Regions from separate parts of the Homo sapiens genome. Here region 1 is linked to region 2. The links are chromatin loops, found by intact Hi-C in ENCODE. Cell type or tissue: PC-3. All regions are shown on one strand.

The links. Peaks named below come from ENCODE experiments on the same cell type or tissue, not always from the same donor. Only the 100,000 strongest peaks of a DNase experiment are listed, where the experiment ranks them.
Region 1: a loop joins it to region 2, with 5 times the contacts of the local background. A loop is called at or near these places in 5 of 110 quality-filtered maps.

What each region holds. Positions count from the first base shown.
Region 1 is chr7:55,886,420-55,888,919 of GRCh38, reverse strand. It overlaps ZNF713 (zinc finger protein 713), which reads right to left and starts at 1,464. Exons shown (of 7, transcript NM_182633.3): 1 at 1,240-1,464. RefSeq lists a silencer at 1,264-1,313 and an enhancer at 1,434-1,773. In PC-3, no CTCF peak of the experiment used is centred here; no DNase peak of the experiment used is centred here; H3K4me3 peaks cover 1,699 bases; H3K27ac peaks cover 597 bases.
Region 2 is chr7:55,640,109-55,642,608 of GRCh38, reverse strand. No RefSeq gene overlaps it. Among named protein-coding and RNA genes, the nearest start is that of VOPP1-DT, 69 kb to the right of the region's middle. In PC-3, a CTCF peak has its summit at 1,225 (motif pointing left); a DNase peak (open chromatin) is centred at 1,198; H3K27ac peaks cover 632 bases.

The DNA.
Region 1 (2,500 bases), 250 kb before region 2:
ACCACCAAGTCCGGTTAATTTTTCTAGTTTTTTTTGTAGCAACAGGGTCTTGCCATGTTTCCCAGGCTGGTCTCGAACTCATGAGCTCAAGTGATCCTCCTGCCTCTGCCTCCCAAAGTGCTGCGATTACAGGACCGCAACCGGCCTAAACATTTTAAATGAAAAAAATCTATGTATGTATGTACGTATATGTATTCAGTGCAGAAACTGTCAGGGCAGTGACAGAATCTAGAAACAGCTGGCCGAACGCCGTGGCTCATGCCTGTAATCCCAGCACTTTGAGAGGCCAAGGCGGGAGGATCACTTGCGCTCAGAGACCAGCCTGGGAAACATGGTGAGACCTGGTCGCTAACAACAACAACAACAACAAAAAGCCGCACGTGGTGGTGCACACCTGTGGTCCCAGCTACTGAGGAGGCTGAGGAAGGAGGAGCTCTTGAGCCCAGGCGTTTGAGGCTGCAGTGTGCCATGATGGTGCCACTGCACTGCAGCCTGGGTGATAAAGTGAGATCCTGTCTCAAAACAAAAACATAAATAAACAGAAACACATCTGAGCATACACACGCCTGCAAAATGTAATAAAAGTGTCACTGCAATTCCGTGGAAAAGTGACTCAACGGATAACAGCAAGGCAATGAGAGAAAAAGGTAATCTCTACCTAACCCCTTACCACAAATATCATACTCAATGAAATACAGATAAAAAGGAGAAAAAGAAAATATTTTAAAAATTCTTTAAACGTATTATAAGAAAATAAAGCCGAACGTTTGCATAATCCTGAGATGAGGAAAAACTTTCCCCCAAAATGACACCTATGGACGCTTGCCCAAAAATAAACTGCAAGTTTTTCTTCAGCCTCAGAGTCATTCCCAGATAGTAGAAGACAATGTGTTTATAATATTGGAACGGGTAAGACCTTCCTATAAAAGACCAAAAATCTGAAAGGGACACGGGGCGGGTGACAGGAATGGGGACAGCGGGGACAGCGGCCGCCCCTCCCGCCACCTGCCGCCTCCCGCCGCCGCCGCCGCCCGCCGCCGCCGCCGCCGCCGCCGCCCGCCGCCCGCCGCCGCCGCCGCCCGCCGCCCGCCGCCCGCCGCCCGCCGCCCGCCGCCCCCCGCCTCCGCCCCCCGCCTCCGCCCCCCGCCTCCGCCCCCCGCCTCCGCCCCCCGCCTCCGCCCCCCGCCTCCGCCCCCCGCCTCCGCCTCCCGCCTCCGCCTCCTCCCGGCGCGCACTCACCTCCGCAGACAAAGGGCGCTTCGGCAGGCTCCGCCCCCTGACGCCGCCGCCGCCGCCGCCGCCGCCGCCGCCGCCGCCGCGGTGGACCCGGGAGGGAGAAGGTGCCGAGGGCCCCGCAGCCTGAGCCAATGACGCCCGGTGACTGGGCTCCTGGGGCCGGTCCAGCCACCGGCGCGCCAGACCTGCTCTGAGGACAGCCTCCCCGCAATGGCGGCGCAAGACGCTGGCCTCAGATCCCCAATACGCATGCGCTGGCGGCGCTCCGAGCCTGCTTCCTTCATCGCAATCCTCATCGCCGGGGCTCCTGACTCCCACCAGCTTTCCCGGGTCTGTTTTTCATCGGGACTATGCGGACCCCGGGGACCGCGGCCTCGAGCCTTCCCAGAATTTTCCGGTCCTAGAGGAACGAGGGGGACGGGCCGAGGACCCGTCCCTTCGTCCCTGCCAATTAGAAGCGTTGGACTGTCCATCTCCATGGTGACGACACAAGCCTTCCTTTCAGTCCTGGAATCACCCCTCCTTCCCATCAATTTCATATTGATGAAACTCAAAATATAATGATGATGATGTTATTGGCCGGGCGCGGTGGCTCACGCGTGTAATCCCAGCACTTTGGGAGCTTGAGGCTGGTGGATCACCTGAGGTCAGGAGTTCGAGACCAGCCTGGCCAATATGGTGAAACCCCCGTCTCTAATAAACGTACAAATATTAGCTGGGCGTGGTGACGGGCGCCTGTAATCCCAGCTATTCCGGAGGCTGAGGCAGGAGAATCGCTTAAATTCGGGACGGGGAGGTTGCAGTGAGCAGAGATCACATCATTGCACTCCAGCCTGGGCAGCAGAGTAAGACTCCATCTCAAAAAAAAATACAATAATGATATCATTATATCATTATATAGTATATGCTACTGATGCGAAGAATGGAATTTTATTTTATTTATTTATTTATTTATTTTTTGAGACGGAGTCTTGCTCTGTGGCCCAGGCTGGAGTGCAGTGGTGAGATCTCCGCTTACTGCAAGCTCCGCCTCCCGGGTTCATGCCATTCTCCTGCCTCAGCCTCCCAAGTAGCTGGGACTACAGGCGGCCACCACCACGCCCAGCTAATTTTTTTTTTATTTTTATTTTTAGTAGAGATGGGGTTTCACCGTGTTAGCCAGGATGGTCTTGATCTCCTGACCTCGTGATCCCCCTGCCTCGGCCTCCCAAAGTGCTGGGTTTACAGGCTTCAGCCATCGCGCCTGGCCAAAGAATGGAATTTT
Region 2 (2,500 bases):
TTCACTGAATTAACATAGTCACCAACTCATTTTATCAATGACACACTTAGATCATCTTTTAGCCATGTGTCTACTAACTATTCCCTACATAGTATTACATCCACTCACTGAAATAACACTCTTCATTACAAAGCTCTTAAAATGAATAACAAAAGCATCTTTTAAAACATGTTTAAACACATTATTGCATACTTTATAATGTGGTAAGCACTTGCATTCAATGAGTTAACATAGTAACCAACTCATCTAATAAATAACATTATTAGAATTATCTTTAATGTAAGTGTCTACAACCTCACACACATATCCACTTACTAAAAGAACAGTCTTCACAACAAAGATTTTAAGAGGTTTATTTAAAGGTATTCTTTAAATAAACATATTTAAACATTTTATTATATATTTGCAATTGGTAAACACTTGAAATCACTAAATTAATACATTTACAAATTCATTTTTCCAGCAACATCTTAGAAATATCTTTTAAGTATGTGTCTACAAATACCTTACTACATGTTACTCATTTAACACCCTTCACAGTAAAGCTTTCAAAATTCATAAGGGCAGTGACATCACCAAAAAGGCTGAGTAGAAGCAAGCTGGTTTCCACTTCCTGACCCACAGGAAATCTTAAACAAATGCACAGCACCAAGATTATCATCAGCAATATCACAGAACTCAAATATGTGAATAAGATAGTTACTGAAATAATGGAGAAGTGAAAAAATCCATGCAGACATAAAAGAGTAAGACTTTTATATTCCTGACATCCTAGCACAAATCTGCCAGACACCAAGTGTGCAGATAATTTTTCACTATTAAATCTTACTAGACCAAAAAAAAAAAAAAAAAAAAGATGAAGAAGAAGATTAAGGAAGACAACCAGCTTTCCCATCATCTTGGGATTCCAGGCAGAAGACACCCACAAGAAGTATAGCCAGTGCCTTAAGGGAGAAAAACTCCTGAGGACACCCAGAAACAAAGAGATTAGGTTGCAACTAGTATCCCCAGCCTGGGAAATTTAGTTATTTAGCCAAAGGAGATGCCAAATCACAGTGGCTGTTCAGTAACACCATGCTGTAGGAGCTATGTTTCATAGGTTCTCAGACCATAAATCCCTAGCTAGCCTTGCCAAGCTTCCCTGGTATTCCCTTTAGGACTTCCCTCATCTGGCACAAGAAGTGCTCTGAATGGTTGCTAGAGCTGAGGCAAACCTGGGATTAAGGTGCCATCTAGTGCCATAAAGGAGGTAGTGACATAGCAAAAAGGATATTCAAGGTAAATTGCAAACAATCTCTAACACACCCGATAGAAAATTAAACAAGCCAGACAGAGAAGATTCGAATGAATAACTAATCCTTTAATGCAGAGACGTAGATGTACATTCATAAGAAAAAACAGCAAACAAAAAAACCATAATCTTCCCGAGTGGACAAAGCAAGAAGCCACTGGCCAACACTAACTAAACAGTGATAGGTGGGCTCTCTGATCAAGAATCCAAAATAGTATTTTTTTTTTTGAGACAGAGTCTTGCTCTTGTCACCCAGACTGGAGTGCAATGGCACGATCTCGGCTCACTGCAACCTCTGCCTCCCAGGTTCAAGTGATTCTCCTCCCTCAGCCTCCCGAGTAGCTGGGATTACAGGTGCCCGCCACCATACCCTGCTAACTTTTGTATTTTTTTAGTAGAGACGGAGTTTCACCATGTTAGCAAGGCTGGTCTCGAACTCCTGACCTCGTGATCTGCCCGCCTCAGTCTCCCAAAGTGCTGGGATTACAGGCGTGAGCCACTGCACCCAGCCCCAAAGTAGTATTTTTAAGGAAATTCAGTGATATACAAAATAATACAGAAAAGCAATTAAGAAATTTATCAGATAAATTTAAGGAAAAAGATTGAAATGATTTTTTAAAAACATCAAACGGAAATCCTAAAACTAAGAAGTACATCTGCTGAACAAAAATTCATGAGAGGCTCTCAATGGCAGATGCATCAAGCAGAGAAAGAAATCAGTGAGCTTAAAGACAGGCTAATGGAAAATACACAGACGAGATAAAAGAATGAAAAGTAATAAAGCATGCCTATAAGATATAGACAATCACATTGAAATAGTAAATCTAAGAATTACTGGTGTTCAAGAGGAAGCTGAGCAAAAGCAAGGAATGGAAAGTTTATTCAAAGAGGCAGGGTGCAGTGGCTCATGCCTGTAATCCCAGCACTTTGGGAGGCTGAGACAGGTGGATCACTGAAGGTCAGGAGTTCCAGACCAGCCTGACCAACATGGTGAAACCTTGTCTCTATTAAAAATACAAAAATTCACCGGATGTGGTGGTACGCAGCTGTAATCCCAGATACCTGGGAGGCTGAAGCAAAATAATTGCTTGAACTTGGGAGTCAGAGGTTGCAGTGAGCTGAGATCATGCCACTGCATTCCAGCCTGGGTGACAGAGTGAGACTCCTTCTCAGAAAAGAAAAAGGGAAAAAAAGAAAGTCTATTCAAAG